Regions from separate parts of the Homo sapiens genome. Here all the other regions are linked to region 2. A link is a contact called in ENCODE Hi-C or POLR2A ChIA-PET data. All regions are on one chromosome and are shown on one strand. Each heading gives the region's core, a stretch centred on a gene start or an enhancer-like site at or near the end of the contact. The rest is flanking DNA. Distances are from core to core; before and after follow the strand shown. Region 1 overlaps RFFL (ring finger and FYVE like domain containing E3 ubiquitin protein ligase). Region 2 holds the start of SLFN5 (schlafen family member 5). Region 3 overlaps RFFL (ring finger and FYVE like domain containing E3 ubiquitin protein ligase). Region 4 overlaps RAD51L3-RFFL (RAD51L3-RFFL readthrough).

Evidence for each region. A loop is a pair of places that touch in the nucleus more often than their neighbours do. ChIA-PET counts read pairs that join two places held with the same protein, here RNA polymerase II (POLR2A). Pooled maps may share reads with other maps.
Region 1: a map of chondrocyte shows a loop between it and region 2 (4-fold over the local background). The contact joins the enhancer-like site here to the promoter of SLFN5 in region 2. A Hi-C loop is called at or near these places in 1 of 168 maps with a recorded cell type or tissue (chondrocyte) and 8 of 50 pooled maps. POLR2A ChIA-PET finds 5 or more read pairs at or near these places in 3 of 52 experiments (Panc1 and activated naive CD4-positive, alpha-beta T cell).
Region 3: a pooled map shows a loop between it and region 2 (5-fold over the local background). The contact joins the enhancer-like site here to the promoter of SLFN5 in region 2. A Hi-C loop is called at or near these places in 2 of 37 single-sample maps with no recorded cell type and 8 of 50 pooled maps. POLR2A ChIA-PET finds 5 or more read pairs at or near these places in 4 of 52 experiments (CD8-positive, alpha-beta memory T cell, HCT116, Panc1 and 1 more).
Region 4: a loop to region 2 is called in a map of mammary epithelial cell, with 3 times the contacts of the local background. The contact joins the enhancer-like site here to the promoter of SLFN5 in region 2. A Hi-C loop is called at or near these places in 5 of 168 maps with a recorded cell type or tissue (B cell, CD4-positive, alpha-beta memory T cell, PC-9 and 2 more), 14 of 37 single-sample maps with no recorded cell type and 16 of 50 pooled maps. POLR2A ChIA-PET finds 5 or more read pairs at or near these places in 5 of 52 experiments (GM12878, MCF 10A, activated CD4-positive, alpha-beta memory T cell and 2 more).

The regions. Positions count from the first base shown.
Region 1 is chr17:35,021,509-35,025,416 of GRCh38, reverse strand. RFFL (ring finger and FYVE like domain containing E3 ubiquitin protein ligase) reads left to right here. Exons shown (of 7, transcript NM_001017368.2): 3 at 3,636-3,908. The region is part of intron 5 of RAD51L3-RFFL (RAD51L3-RFFL readthrough); the gene reads left to right. Among named protein-coding and RNA genes, the nearest start is that of RFFL, 40 kb to the left of the region's middle. Within about 2 kb of position 2,461, at least 32 of the 41 ENCODE cell types and tissues checked have a DNase peak (open chromatin) inside an H3K27ac peak, as active enhancers do.
Region 2 is chr17:35,240,399-35,244,321 of GRCh38, reverse strand. It overlaps SLFN5 (schlafen family member 5), which reads right to left and starts at 1,250. Exons shown (of 5, transcript NM_144975.4): 1 at 1,179-1,250. It overlaps LOC105371932, which reads left to right and starts at 171. Exons shown (of 4, transcript XM_047437262.1): 1 at 171-211; 2 at 1,103-1,400; 3 at 1,497-1,696; 4 at 2,352-3,923. The coding sequence starts at 171. The coding sequence ends at 2,799. RefSeq lists enhancers at 207-835, 809-918, 1,439-1,498.
Region 3 is chr17:35,045,102-35,048,927 of GRCh38, reverse strand. All of the region lies in intron 1 of RFFL (ring finger and FYVE like domain containing E3 ubiquitin protein ligase), which reads left to right. The region is part of intron 5 of RAD51L3-RFFL (RAD51L3-RFFL readthrough); the gene reads left to right. Among named protein-coding and RNA genes, the nearest start is that of RFFL, 17 kb to the left of the region's middle. RefSeq lists enhancers at 1,875-2,004, 2,145-2,244, 2,305-2,354. Within about 2 kb of position 2,112, at least 11 of the 41 ENCODE cell types and tissues checked have a DNase peak (open chromatin) inside an H3K27ac peak, as active enhancers do.
Region 4 is chr17:35,080,481-35,084,795 of GRCh38, reverse strand. The region is part of intron 5 of RAD51L3-RFFL (RAD51L3-RFFL readthrough); the gene reads left to right. It also overlaps a transcript of RFFL not described here. Among named protein-coding and RNA genes, the nearest start is that of RFFL, 19 kb to the right of the region's middle. Within about 2 kb of position 2,360, at least 7 of the 41 ENCODE cell types and tissues checked have a DNase peak (open chromatin) inside an H3K27ac peak, as active enhancers do; they include PC-9 and mammary epithelial cell, where a contact is called at or near this core.

The DNA.
Region 1 (3,908 bases), core at 1,212-3,711, 220 kb after region 2:
GAACATTGAATGTGTTAAATTCCTGACAAATAGCATGAGAGATATTAAAATACTCATTCTTTTCCCTTGACTTCAGTAGTGCTCAAGATCACATAGTTATTAAATGACAGAGCCGGGATTCAAACCCAGGTCCTTGATTCCAAAGCCCCTCCCAGAAGACATTCAGCATGTCGAGTAGAAGATGACAGTTACAGGCCTGGGTGCCTAGAAAAGCATGGCAATGATTAAAATAAGGTGCTTTTTTTCTTACTTATTGGAAAATGAATTACTGAATATCTACTGTGTATCAGGAATTGCCTGGGCTAGGGAGGCAGAGATGAAGAAGGCCATTGCTGCTTAACGGGGAGCTTGCAGTTGGACAGGGAGGTGAGGACAGTGCACACCATACGATGTGACAAAAGAAAAGTGTGTGTAACAAGAGCTTCTGGAGGGGAAGAAAAATTCCAGTTTGGATGGTAAAAGATGGTTATTGGTACAATATTTTCTTGCTACAATATTTTCTTGCTACAAAAGTATGAGTTAATTTTGTGCAATTTACAGTGAATTTTGTGAATATTAAGGGTGTTTTCATCTATGAGAATTTTTCATTTGTAATTTCATGCTTAAGTGGATCAGCATTCTTATCTTAAGGGTTTGGCATTTAACACCCAGGGGCTTTCAAAATGTCTTTTTCTAGAAGTGCTTGAATTGAAATGATTCCATGGATCCTACTATCTTTTTCTTTTCCTTATTCTTCATTATGGTCAGTACTTTCTGAATGCTTATTGGGTGCAAAGCACAGATAACATTCAGGACTTTATAGACAGAATATAAGTAAGATGTGGCCCTTGCATTCCCTGAGTTTTCAGTCCTAAAGAGAAATGGCAGGCTGTACTTTTGCCACAAGCCAAATACCCCATCTCTATTGGTAATACCTCCCTGTGGTTTAGCAGCGACCCTGACGGTTTTGGAGGGAGTCTGGCACCCAGCCTCTTTAGTTGGACCAGTTGGAGGATGAGGTTATGCTTGGAGCCATGGAAGTGATATTCAGATCTCAGAGTGTTAAGAGAGGACTGGGTCTTAGGTGCTGGTAAGGGGAAAGAAAAAGGTAACCGTGTTACCTTTTCTGGAGCATCCACTTTGTGCTAAGGTTTTATATACATTCTCTCATGTAATACTTCCCATATTCCAGGGAATAGGGTGGGAGGGAGTAGGAGCAAGGGAAGGGCAGTTGGCAAACGGGAGCCAGCAGAACCCTGCACACGGCATCCTTGAAGGGTGGTGTCGGCCTGAGGCGCCACGGCCAGTTCTGTGATGCTGGATATCTCAGTACACCCTGGGCATTTCTGCAGGCATGTTGGTTGCCTCCACTAATTCATCTTTCATGCTACCTGGTTACTGAGTTGTTTTGAACCATTCGGCAGAATTTATACATAAGTGTGTCCTTTGCTCATTCTGCCTGCATTTGTTGACAGCCCTTTTTTCCTTTCTTCTTGTTTTCTTCTGCCACTGCAAACTGGGGTTTTAGCCTCAAGCCCTATCCTGTTCCTGTAGGGTGTGTTTCAGATGCCAGCTTATTTCAGAGTTCCCTGTGAGCCAGCGGGTGCATAGAAGCTAGGTTGTTGTCTGCATTCTGATCTTGCATCCAGCAAGCCACACACATTTGAAGAAAGAATAGAGAGTTGTTTGGATCTGGCTGATTGAGCAACGCAGGCTTTATAATTGTGTCAAGCTAGGTCTTGTCAGACTGCATCGACTTAAGTAATATTCCATGTCAGGCCCACAGGTTTATGGCATTGAAGCCTCTTTGTTTCAGTCTCAGTCATCCTAAACAGACTTCATTTCCCAATAGAAAAGCTTTAGATGTGAATGAACCCCAAATACCTGAAAACATCCATTTTCTGCCTGCATGGCTACTGGTCCCAGAACCGTTACAATGCTAGTGCAGCCATGCATCCTTTTAAGTCCATCTCTGAACAGTATTGTTTGGTTATAACTGTATGGAGAATTAGGGAGCTTGATATATGTCCCTTTGCAATGCCTTCTAAGTCTTAATAGCCAAAACTGGGTGGTAAATATTATTTCCTTTTCCCTTTACTATGTGAATGATACTTAGACAAAACTTATATAACTATCTTAACTATGCAGACATTTACTTCAGCCCAGAGTGTCTGTGATCTTGACTATGAGAATCTTGTCTCTTGAGCTTTCTTTTTTAGCTTGAATATCTTTCTATATTTCGAAAAGATGGACCAGAAATATTTAAGTTACTACTTAAGTCAACACAGGATGAAAAGTTTTTAACTTCTTTAAAGGATTAATGAGGGTGCCCTCCAGGCCAATCCCAGTGTGCTCAGGAATTACCTCTCTTGTTGGGGATGTGACATGCTCTTGGCCAGAACAGAGCTCAGCCGGATGTCACTGTGCTCACTCAGCCTGTGGGGTGAGAGGCCGAGGATTGCTTCCTGTGGGCTGAGTAAGCCTTCCTGTGTTGTCAGCGACTGCCAGACTAGCTGCTGCCAGGCAGTACCAGCTTGCCCATCAGGCGCTCTTGTTGCCTAACTGAGACACTCTGTGCTTTCAGGAACGAGAGTACCCTGATGTCCAGACAGCCTCCCGTTGCTGTCTAAATATTTGTCTTGGATATGCTTGTAAGCACCACTGGGTTCCCAGCACTCTGAGTGGGCCTTCCTGGAGTGGGGAGCCTGTGTCGATGGAGCAGTGGGTGGGGAATTTGGAGATGGAAGCCAGGCCCTTGACTCAGAACTGCTCTGTACTTGAATGGAACTGAGCTATGCAGTATGGCCTGGTGGAAAGAATGTGATCATGGGCATTAGCCTCCAACAGACCTTGAGTGTGAATACCCGCTCTCCTGTTTATTGCCTGACCTTGAATACAACAGTTGATCTCCCTAAGCCTCGGTTGCTTTGTCTGTGAATCAGGGAAGAACACTAATACCTACTTTGCAATGTCGCTTTGAGAATTAAATGACAAGCTAGCATATAGAAGCACCTCAATAAATTAATATTAATTGTAACAACCACCACCACCATAACCTTCATGCAGAAATAATTACAGTTTAGGATTTGAATCCTGGCTGTCACCGTTAGGTAATATTTCCTAGCTATAATAAAACAGCTTACACTTGTTGAGGACTCATTTTGTGTTAGATATGCTAAATGGGTTCTCTCTTAATCTTCACAACAACCCCATGAGGTAGATACTGTTATCACCCCCATTTTACAGATGTGGAAACTGAGCACCAGAGAGGCTAAATTACACACCCAAGGTGATACTGCAAGAAATAAGGGAGGGAGGCTTAATAAAAATGCAGAGCTTTTTGATTCTTATGCTGGTAGTCTTAATTAATACCTCAGGTGCTTCAGGAGTAAATAAAGTAAGCCTCAAATTAAATAATAAATGTGAAGTGTCCTGTACATGGATATACACAATACATAGTGGAGGTCTTCCACCCGAGTGGCTTTTAATCTAAAATCTGAAAGTGGCTTGCACCCTTAGATATATGAGAGAGCTTAGTAAAAGTAAGAGTGACTGGAGGAGATCCTGCTGGGCTTGGCAGCTCTGAAGCTCCCATCGCACTCTCTGTCTTGTTCTCTCAATCTGACATGGTTTCCTGTGTCTTTTGCTCTAAGCAGCAGACCTGCTTGGACTGTAAGAAAAATTTTTGCATGACCTGTTCGAGCCAAGTAGGGAATGGGCCCCGCCTCTGCCTTCTCTGCCAACGGTTTCGAGCTACAGCCTTTCAGCGAGAGGAGCTCATGAAGATGAAGGTGAAGGACTTGAGGGACTATCTCAGCCTCCATGACATCTCTACCGAAATGTGCCGGGAGAAAGAAGAGCTGGTGCTCTTGGTCCTTGGCCAGCAGCCTGTAATCTCCCAGGAGGACAGGACTCGTGCCTCCACCTTG
Region 2 (3,923 bases), core at 1-2,500:
GACAAAGGATCCCCTTCTGGTGCAACCGAGCCCCTCAAGATTTCAGCACCCCAACATTTTTAGTGATGAAACCATGAAAATTCCGATGAGGCCCTTGCTTATTTGCATATGTTAACTACCCACTTTTTGCCCAATATTCCTTTTTCTAGCAATATAATTATAAACTGCTGATGCACCGTTTCTTTGTCAAGCAGGAGGATATAGCTTCAGAGTCAAGAAAAAAATTTTGCAGAAGGAATGAATGCCTTTAAGGGCATTGTGACCAGCTGCTGACGCCCAGAAGTCTGGTGGTTCAAGATGTAATCTGAGACGAAGAAAGACTTTTCCCCGAGGTTCCCTGAAATTCCCCCTCCCTTACTTCCTGGTCTCATAAAAACTCCCCACTACTTCTTTTTGTTAGGGTGGATTTGAGAGATCTTGACCTCTTGCCTTCTCGCTTTGGCCAAATGGAATAAATCTTCCTCTGTCTCCAAGCATCTGTGTGTCAGTGTTTGGCATCAACAGCACATCAGGTTCCTGAGCCTGAATTTGGGCTTCGACAACTCGGGCTCCCGGGACACATGCAAGAGGGAAACGGAATCACACCGCAGTCTCAGCCACTGCGGATATGACCAACTAGGGCTCTAGTTAGTCACTGTATGGGGGATACAGGGCTTTGTGGGCTACCCTAGTAGCCTGCCCCTGTTGTTACAGTTTGAAGACTGACGTTCCAAGCCAGGGGCTTATAGGCAAGCCTCTGGAACAAAGCCTCTTGTAATAGACTGGACATTGGCCCTATTTGTCCCCAGGCCACAACCCATTTAACTTCATCCTCGGGAGCCCCGATTTCGTCGTTTTCCCTTAAGTCCTTCGTGCTCCTGAACCGTGGGGAAATGTTGCCAGGTTTGGTTTGCTAAGATGTAGGCTGCGCTGGGTCGGCGCCTCTCCCTCCTCCCCAGCTCGCCCCGCGTTCCGAACCTCCCAGCTCCCGGGTCCTCTGCCACTAGCTGTCGTTGGAGGTGCTCCTGAGTCAACAAACTAAATCTCCCCAGCGGGAAAGACTCTCTCCCGGCAGCGCCCAGACCTGGGGAGCTGCAGTCGCCGCACCTTGTCTTCACCACAGCCCAATAGGAGAACCCGCGCAGACCGGGGGGAGGTTTGGGGAAGGCCTGGGCAAAGAAGCGCGGGGGATTCATTACCCGCTGGGTTCTCCTCGGCAGCGCGTCTCCCTCCGGGAGCAGGCAACGGAGCCTCCCAAGTCCAGAGCAGAGAACCTGACCCGGCGGGATCCCGGGCTTATATCAGCTGAGTTCCGTGACACCTCCCGGGGCGGGACATCGCGCAGGAGACAGACAGAGGTACAGCCCAATCGCATCGTTACGTGGAGCCGGAAGCCCACTCTTGCAACTACAACAGTCTTGGTAAACCTTGGGTGGACTGGGGAGAACTGAGGAGGGGAAGCGCTTTTTTGTTGCTTCTCTGTGTTTTCTATTTTATTTTATTTATTTTATTTTTAGATTTTCAGTTCTTATTTCACCCAGGGAAGGAGACCTGGGTATCCACCCCATGTCCTCCAGAGAACTTCCCTGGCCCCGCTCGGAGTCTTCCTGGGACGCCACAGGCTCGGAGAGCGCTCCGCAGGTTTCTCCCCCGGCGCCTCCAAATCTTTCGATTCCTACTCGAATTACTCCGTCAGCTGCTGGAAGAGGGGCAAGGGGTATGGCGAGACGCGTTGGTACATGGGGCACTGGGGGGAAGGGAAAGCCTCCCTCCTTCTCCTAGTAATTCGAGAATGTTGCGTCCGCCTCCTTTCTTTTGCTGGCGCTAGGGGCTCGGACCAGCACCTGCCAGGCATAGGTGTGGCCACTGGGGCGAAACCTGGCAGGCTCTGGAAACAGCGTTTTACTGACAGGAAAGAGAAACTGTTCTTTGTATTCATCACCCACCGCAGACTTCCTCACGCCCGGGTCTTAGGCGGGGCTGTCAGATTTCAGTGTGTTTCTCTTAATTCTAGTACTAAATTTGTACTGGGCGCTGGCGAAGGGCCTGGCTCCGCCACGCGCGGCCCTCTCGAACTGCCCGTGGGTACGGCGCGCGCTGCTGCCCTGTGTGGCCTGTGCGGGGAACCCGAGGGCCGAAGTGGGCCCCGCCGCAGCACAGGGGGACAAGAGAACCAGGAGCGGGCTGCCTGGGGGCAGATTCGAACCCGTGCTCCCAGCGGATAGAAGTAGCACTTGGGGACTCCTAAAATATTCAGCCCAATCCTGATTCCAGCTGCCCTCTCTAGGCACCTTTCCTCTACCCTTCTTCCAGTTTACAATTCTGGTGAGTAGATGTTTCTCTATCTCTTCTCTTCCAACTCCTGCGCCCAGAGCCAGGAGGACTTCTGGAGCCCGCCCAGCAAGACCCTCTCTCTCCCATCTTCTGCTCAAGGGCTCGAGGTCTCAGTGGACAGAGCTGAAGAAAAGCCGTCTATGGAGCCTGCGCCAGGCGCAGACTGGGTCGTCGCAGTCTGGGTCGTCGCAGTCTGGGCCGGGGCGCTGGAAGTCTTACTCACTTCTCAAGAACCCGCAAGGGATCAGGCCTGACCCTTTGCAAGTGACAGAATCCAAAGCTTTGAGCTCATGGGAAAGTGGCTGGAAAGAAGGTCACTGTAGGGCCGCACAGGTCTCTGGCGAGGCTACCCAAGAACATTTAAATCCCTGCCCAGAGAAGAAGAGGCTCCAGCTGTCCTGCACCTTCCTGGGAACTGGCAGTCCCTCCGCGCAGGGGTTCTGCAGCGACCGGCAGCGCGAGGAGACAAGGATGGTGGCCAGTTAACAGAAAATCAAGGCAGCGGGAAAGGTCTGGAAAACACCACCTACTATCACCTCTGGAGCCTGGGATTATGGGATAAGTTTTCGATTTTTAAATGTATTGTCAAATAGCTAAAGTACACGGAAAGTGCGAAATAATAGTAAATTGAACACCTGTGTATTCACCACACAGCTTAAGCAATAACATTAGCAATATTTGGGTACCCAGCTGGTCTCATTCCCTCATTCCACTTGTCCCCTACTCACCTGATAGCCAGTACAATTTTATGAATTTAAAGTTACTAATTCCCATGCAACTGTTTATACTTTTAGTAAATGTGTTTATGTCCCTCATCAACACATGACACTGATTCAACACATGTATATGCGTTTAAGCTGCATGTAAATGGCATCATGTTGGCCAGGTGCAGTTACTCACGACTGTAATTCCAGCACTTTGGAAGGCTGAGAGGGAAGACGGCTTGAGGCCCAGAGTTTGAGACCAGCCTGGGCAACATAGCAAGACCCTATCTCTAAAAAAAAAAAATTGTTTGTTTGTTTGTTTGTTTGTTTGAGACGGAGTCTTGCTGTGTCACTCAGGCTGGAGTGCAGTGGCGCAATCTCGGCTTGCTGCAATGTCGGCCTCCGGGGTTCAAGCAATTCTCCTGCCTTGGCCTCCCAAGTAGCTGGGACTACAGGCACATCCCACCACGCCCAGCTGATTTTTGTATTTTTAGTAGAGACAAGGTTTCACCATATTGGCCATGCTGGTCTACGAACTCTTGACCTCATGATCTGCCTGCCTCGGCTTTCCAAAGTGCTGGAATTACAGGTGTGAGCCCCCGCGCCCAGCCAAAAAAATTGTTTTAAATTAGCTGGGTGTGGTGGTGCCTGCCTATGAAGTCCCAGCTACTCAGGAGGCTGAAGTGGGAAGATGGCTTGAGCCCAGGAGTTGAAGGATGCTATGAGCTCTGATTGTGCCACTGCACCCCTGCATGGGCAATAGAGTGAGACCCTGTCTCTTTAAAAAAAAAAAAAAAAGTATCATATTGTATGTGTTCTGTAGAACTTGCTCCCACACTTTAACATTTTGCTTTAAAGATTTGTTCATGTACTTAGATCATTCCTTTTCACTGCTTTATGAGCTGA
Region 3 (3,826 bases), core at 863-3,362, 200 kb after region 2:
ATCCTCCTGGCAGGAGCAGAAAACATTTCAGAAAGTCAGCATAATTTTCAGATTGAGATCAAACATCAAACCAAGCTAAAGGTCTGTGGGAGGAAGGGGGTGCTTAGTCTGAATTCATCCTGGATTTATCACCAAATCCTATCTGACTTCAGTGCAGTGCAAGCAATTACAGTGCATCAGGTGGAGGCCGGAGGCATACGTTCATTCTTTGAATTTGGCAGAGAAGGGTTGAGGAGCTAAGGGAGAAATTCTAAACTGGCTGGACTGCAGGGTTGTGGGGAGTAACAAACTCATTAGCAATGGGGTGGAATTGGGAAGAGATTTAACAGCCTGGGGCTGCAAGGAGGATAAACCACTCTGACCACCTCTGAGAAGTTTTTCAAGGGATTATATAATTAAGAACTGGTGGAAGAACTGTAGTCATTTAATTCTTAGAGGAGTGGTTCAAAAACTAAACTGAACCTGATTAGAGGTATTGGCATACCTAAATTTTTATTTTTTTAATTAATTAATTAATTAATTTTTTGAGATGGAGTCTCGCTCTGTCGCCCAGGCTGGAGTGCAGTGGCGTGATCTCGGCTCACTGCAAGCTCCGCCTCCTTGGTTCACACCGTTCTCCTGTCTCAACCTCCCAAGCAGCTGGGACTACAGGTGCACACCGCCACTCCCGGCTAATTTTTTGTATTTTTAGTAGAGACGGGGTTTCACCGTGTTAGCCAGGATGGTCTTGATCTCCTGACCTCACGATCCGCCCACCTCGGCCTCCCAAAGTTCTGGGATTACAGGCATGAGCCACCGTGCCCGGCCCCTAAATTTTTAAAAAGCAGATAGATAGAGGAATAGAACTGATAAACGTCTTTTTAAAGAACCTTAATGGGCTGAGTGCAGTGGTTCACGCCTATAATCCCAGCACTGTGGAAGGCCAAGGTGAATGGATTGCTTGAGGTCAGGAGTTCGAGACCAGCCTGGCCAACGTGGTGAAACCCCGTCTCTACTAAAAATACAAAAATTAGCCGGGCATGGTGGTGGGCACCTGTAATCCCAGCTACTTGGGAGGCTGAGGTATGAGAATCGCTTGAGCCTGGGAGGCAGAGGCTGCAGTGAGCCAAGATCACGCCACTGCATTCCAGCCTGGGTGACAGAGGGAGACTCTGTATTTAAAAAAAAAAAAAAAAAGCTGGGCATGGTGGCTTGCGCTTGTAGTCCCAGCTAATCAGAAGGCTGAGGTTGGAGGATCACTTGAGCCCAGGAGGCAGAAGTTGCAGTGAGTGAGACCATGCCACTGCACTCCAGTCTGGGCAACAGAGGGAGACCCTGTCTGAAAACTAAGTAAAATAAAAAAGTTAAGAACCTTAATGGGCCTTTCTGTGTTAAAACAACAACAACAACAACAAAAACAACCTTAACAAAGTACTTTCTTTAAATTATTTACAGCCAATTTCTGTTGAACATCCATTATTTGCTGGGCTCTGGGTTAAATGCTTTGACATGCGTTATTTTAATCCTTTCAATTATCTTTTCAATGTAGCAGGTTTTAATTAAAGGAGTTAAATAACACCAGAATTCATTCTATACCATGGTACATTTGGCTGCAGTAATTTTCGTGCAGTCCACTTTGGAAAGGTAAATTGCATAATTTTGAGCCTAGATAGAATTCCTGTCTGGAAATGCCTTCTTTTCCCGGTGCATTGGAGTGCCAGAAACCCCTTCACCTAGTCCCTGCCTTCATTTAAAAAAAAATCCTGGTTACCCATTAGTCAGTCATTGTGATAATATCTTGTGAAAGCAGCTTCTTCAGTAGAAGGTCCAGAAGAGCTTATCTGGTAAATCCTCTTTCCTGCACCAGAGTAGTAGGGGGATCAGAGTCTCTTTATTCTTGATGAGCTTTGTCATCAGTTTCGATGGAAGAAGGATCCTGCTGTAATTAAACTGCAGGTCCATTTATTCTGTTTTCAGCGTTGTTAGAAGACTTTACTCTGAATTGCTTTGTTTCCTGATTGACTCACCCTTTGGGGCAGAATGCCTGGGTTGAAATGAAAGCGTAGGTTTCTCTGCTGCGGTGTTCAATCTGTCATCTCTCCTAAACTCCACACTAAGAAGCAGCCATTTAATTGGTCAGACCCCAGGGGTGATATTTTGGCACAGCTCCATTGGTTAGAATTACTTTTCCCTGAACTTCATAGCAGATGCTGAGGTCCCTCTGCAGATATTTGTCATAGAATAGTTGAAACCAGGGAGTTTCTGAGAACATTTATAACTTGTGATTATTATGTATGTCTTTCAGTTGTTAACAGTTACCGCTTAAGAAAAAGAGCTCACTTATTGCTAGTGGGAAGTGAAATCTCTCTCCTTTCCCCCTTATTCATATTATTATTTTAACAGTTTATGCTCCAAGACCCTCTGCTCTCTGGTTCCTGTATCATTTTGTTATGTTTCTCCTTCCACCTTGCTTGGGCTGTGCAAGTCGGGAAGAACAGGCAAAGGTACACCCAGACCTGGGTGTGTCTGGTAGAGGTCGGTTTCTTTGATTTCTAGCATGTCTTTATTTTACATCTGCATTTGTTGTTTTCATGTTTATTTGTATTTGCAGTTCCCATTGCAGCACCATTCCAATCCAAAACAACAGTGAAGGCATTGAAGCCTTCTGTGTCTTTTTAGGAAGAGATGGAAGTGACCGTCTTGTTCCTCTTCCAGGCTCTCCTTTTCTGGTTTTGTCCTTCTGTAATAACAATTTAAACCATTTTTCTTTTCTTTTGTTTTTCAAGTAATCTTAGCAGACAAAGAAATTCTCTTCAGTCTTTCGTTCAAGGTATTGCTGTGGTTATGTGTGTTTAAAATCCTTAATTTACTGATCATCCCGGAATCATAATTGTGCAGTTTCTGTCCTTTTTTTTTTTTTTTTTGAGACAGAGTCTCACTCTGTCAGCCAGGGTGGAGTGCAGTGTGCAATCTTGGCTCACCGCAACCTCCGCCTCCCAGGTTCAAGCGATACTCCTGCCTCAGCCTCCCGAGTAGCTGGGACTATGGGCATATACACCACCACGCCCAGCTAATTTTTTTATTTGTAGTACAGATGGGGTTTTGCCATGTTGGCCAGGCTGGTCTCAAACTCCTGACCTCAGGTGATCCGCCGGCTTCAGCCTCCCAAAGTGCTGCGATTACAGGCGTGAGCCACTGTGCCTCGCCAATTGTGCAATTTTAAGCATGAATTTCTGTCCTTTTTTTTTAAAAAGCGCTCTATTGCTGTTATCATTAGTTAATAATTCAACAAATATGTGTTGATTACCTGGCATTAAGGCTGAGAATAAAGCTGTGAAATAGACCTACTCTTGTTTCCTGTTTCACTTTCCACACCCTAAATATGGAAGAAAAATACTTTAAAAAGAATTATATAGGCCGGGCATGGTGGCTCATGCCTGTAATCCTAGAACTTTGGGAGGCTGAGGCGGGCAAATCACTTGAGGTCAGGAGTTCAAGACCAGCCTGGCCAACATAGTAAAACCCCATCTCTACTAAAAATACAAAAAATTAGCCAGGCATGGTGGCACGTGCCTGTAATCCCAGCTACTCAGGAGGCTGAAGCATGAGAATTGCTTGAACCTGGGAGGTGGAGGTTGCAGTGATCTGAGATCATGCTACTGCACTCTAGCCTGGACGACAGAGTGAGACTCTGTCTCAAAAAAAGAAAAAAAAAAGAATTATACAAACTGTTAGCCAGTTGATTAGATACAGTACTGCTAGAATGCTCTTTCCCCCAGAATGTAATCATTATGAGATTCAAGGACCTTGCCTGTTGTTGTTCCTCTTACGTTCTCCAGAGGTACAG
Region 4 (4,315 bases), core at 1,111-3,610, 160 kb after region 2:
GCCTCCCGAGCGGCTGGGATTACAGGCACCCACCACCACACCCAGCTAATTTTTGCATTTTTTTTTTTAGTAGAGACGGGTTTTCACTACATTGGCCAGGCTGATCTTGAACTCCTGACCTCATGTGATCTGCCCGCCTCAGCCTCCCAAAGTGCTGGGATTATAGGTGTGAGCCACCACACCCAGCCTATTTATTTATTTTTGAGACAGTCTCAGCTCTGTCATCCAGGCTGGAGTGCAGTGAGGTGATCTCGGCTCACTGTAACCTCCACCTCCCAGGTTCAAGTGATGTGCCTGCCTCAGCCACCCAAGTAGCTGGGACCACAGATGTGTGTCACCACACCCGGCTAATTTTTGTATTTTTAGTAGAGACAGGGTTTTACTATATTGACCAGGCTGGTCTCAAACTCCTGACCTCAGGTGATCTGCCCGCCTTGGCCTCCCAATGTTGGGATTACAGGTGTGAGCCACTGCGTCCAGCAGGAAGCTAGCTTTAAAAAATCTCCCTTGCATCTTTATTTTCAAAAAGCTCCCCAAGTGGTTTTTATTTATTTATTTTTTTGAGATGGAGTCTCTGTCACCCAGGCTAGAGTGCGTGGCATGATCTCGGCTCACCGCAACCTCTGCCTCCTGGGTTCAAGCAATTCTCCTGCCTCCGTCTCCCAAGTAGCTGGGATTACAGGCACGCGCCACTGCGCCCGGCTAATTTTTGTGTTTTTAGCAGAGGCAGGGTTTCACCCTGTTGGCCAGGATGGTCTCAAACTCCTGACCTCAGGTGATCCACCTGCCTCGACCTCCCAAAGTGCTGGGATTACAGGCTTGAGCCATTGAGCCACCGTGCCTGGCTTCCCAAGTGCTTTGGATGTGCAGTCAAGTTTGGGAACCACCGTTTTATTGCATTGATACTCTTTTTCAGGGTGGGGGGGGCATTATCTCCTGTACATCAGGCCCCATGGAACTTTGAAAATTGGGGTTCACTTTTCTTCCCTTTTCTTTCTTTCTTTTTTTTTTTTTTGAGACAGAGTCTTGCTCTGTCACCTAGGCTGGAGTGCAGTGGTGTGATCTTGGCTCACTGCAACCTCCGCCTCCTGGGTTCAAGCAGTTCTCCTGCCTCAGCCTCCCAAGTAACTGGGACTACAGACATGCGCCACCATGTCCAGCCGATTTTTGTATTTTTTGTAGGGATGGGGTTTCACCATGTTGGCCATGCTGGTCTCAAACTACTGACCTCAAGTGATCTGCCTACCTTGGCCTCCCAAAGTGTTGGGATTACAGGTGTGAGCCACCGTGCCTGACCCGCTTTTCTTTTTTTAATTTTTAGAGTGAAATTATGCACATTGAAATTCCTTATAAATTGGTAGTCCCTCTAATAGAATCGTTATGCTATCCAGGATGTTTGATTTGCTAGAATAGCCCATTTCCTAGTCATGACAGATAACAAAGAGCTTTTATAACTTTTATGTAAATTGCTTTACAGTGAGGCCTCCTCTGCTGTATTATCTATCAGGAGTCATGAGGGAGGGTTTTTGGTGAAAGTAGCTTCGTTTATCTCATGAGTGGACAAATGAATGATAATGTGGAAACAACTAGAGGTCTGAATAGGTAGTTGAATCTAGTTATGATCATCAGTGTTGGATGGCAGAGATGCCTGGGAATTCTCTGTATGTCAAATTTTAGAATAAAGTCAGTTTGCCTGTTTTATTTCTACACAGCTGAAGCCTTTATTGAAAATAATAGGTGCGTAACAAATAGTTAATAAAATTTAGTCAGCAGCCGTTTGATGAGTTCATGGGAGGAAGAATAATTGCTGAAATATAGAACCATCTGATTTAAAACAGATTCAGGCACTAGATACGTTATCCCTAACGTAGTTTGTTTGTATAGACAAACCTGGTTTTGAATTCTGACTCCCCCACTTCCTGGCTGTGCTACCTTAGGCAAATTACTTAACCTCTGTGAGCTTCAGTTTTTTCATCTGCAAGATGAAAATACCTGGTAGGATTGTTATGTGGATTAAAAGGGGGAAAATATGCAAGGGAGGATTGAAAGAGAGAAAAATATGTTTTTTGTATATTGTAAGCAACTCAATAAACGTCCCTTCTCCCACTTCCTCACACAATTTTTATTCTGTAGGCTTAAGATGCTTTTCTAAATCCAGCTTTCTCTATATCTCTTTCCAGGAATATCTATTCAGTCAGCTCTTTTAGAAAATGTATGAAAGAGTGAGGACTAAAGTTAAGAACCAGAGAATATGGGTAAGAAGAATGAGTCACAGGACAATTAGCAACACTTTAAACAATTTTTTAGAATGAGTGGAGTGTTGGCATGTACCCAGAGTTACTATCTGCAGGAATAAATGAATAACATTACCCAAATTCTGCCATCTGTATTTGGACGGTAGCCCAGATTAGGCTAGGAGCCTTTGAGGGTGGCCTCATTAAGTAGCACCTGACATCCATTTCTTTCATTATCTTCTTTTCTCCCTTTTGGTCTTCGTTTCTTGTTCCCTGTCTCCTCCTTTTCCCTCTTTTAAAGCTGTCCTTCCTTTAGACTTGCCAATCATCATCATAGATGCAGGCCCAGTCCCTGGAACTCGAGGCTAAAAGAGGTTTCTGGTTGCTAACACCTGTCTCCTAGCTAAATGAATAAGCTCTTTTGTGGGCAGGATGTTAAAAAAGCTGATTAGTACAATACCAGCTTAAAGGGCCTATTAATGATACAGCATATGTAAATCACAGTGATTTAAAGCCATTTTAGAGATTAATTTCTTATATATTTATTTTCTATATTGAATTATGATGTCAGTTGAATTTTTACATCTAAACCATGAATCTGTTTATTACCTAAACAGACTAATTTCTTTCATATTGATTGGGAATCATTTATATTCTAAAGAAGTTTCCACCCTTAAGGGCCTTTGTATTGTTTGGCAAATGTCTAACTAGTGTGTAATACAATTGAAGTTTTGTTCACTGCGCTGCTGCCATAACTAGTTTAATTTCTGCTCCTTATATATTTCTGTTGGCAGCTGGAAAATTAAAATACTAGATGTTCCATAAAACTGATTTTTTGAGGGGTGATTTTACTGTCATTTGAATGGACTTAGGCCCCAGGGTACATTTTTTTAAGATGTCTTATTCAACTTTCCTGTAATAGTCTCTCTCTCTTTATATAATTAATGTATTAGACACATAATTGGCTGTTTAAGCATTCAGAAGAGACAATGTTTGGCCTTTTACCCAGAGATTATTTTTTTCTACATCTCTTGAGGAAATGTGTGCCATTTTTGGAAACTCCTAAGTATATTACAGTTACACTAGCACGTGAATTTTTGCAAAGACTAGAGAATGAACAATTCCCAAATCGTTCTATTCTTTTTAGATCATAGTGTTTCCAACCTGATGTGAAAGGAGAAAGGCTGTGATGTGATACCTAGTAAATCCTCCTCATAATTTTTCTATATGTTTCACAGAAATATATAGTCTTCAATAACTGAAGTTACTCTCAAGGAGACTTTACATTTAATTACTCAATCCACACTTAATTTCCTGCAAGATTCTTGGAGAGACACTCACCAGGCTACTGATTTCATGGAGTTATAACCTACACAGGTTTTTATCTCTGTTAAAGCTACTAACCCCCACTTTTTTTTTAGGTTGAAAAGTGACCTTGGTCTGGTAATTTCTTCATTGTCCTCTCCTCTAAAAAGATACAGCAAAACCTTCTTGCTCTCTCAGCAGCGTTTTTCAACTGCTACTACCGCCATGTGCTGAATTTGAATTTGAGCACACTTCAGTGTATGATTTTGTTGAGCTAATGTTATCTGACTTTTTAAAGCTGCCGCTCTGCAATGCTACAGTTAAACCTACATTTTCTGTTTTCATGTTCACATGCCTTTTCTAGAATTACATATAAAAATATGTTTTCATTATCTCTGAGTTGTGGAGTGTTCCCTGGGACAGTCACTTGTTTCTACCAGTGGCTAGTTCTAAGAGTAGGGGAAATCCACCTGGATTTGAACTACTTGGCAGCCAGTATGATCTGCTGAAACATTTTAACTGTCTTGGTCCTTTTTAAAGAAATGCTGCCTACTCATCTTGAAACTTACAGGAAGTTAGGCCAAGTGGAGGCTCTGCTGGCTTCTGAGTGGTTAAATGCAACTTATTAGTGATCAACACCATTGTTTATTTGCAACTGCTGGTGGATTATGTTAAAAGATTTGAAAGGAAAAAAAGCTTTTCTTAAGTAAATCGTGCATCCTCCTCTCCCACCTCACCCTCTTCTTGTTTTACTCTTCATTTGCTTTGGAAAATCT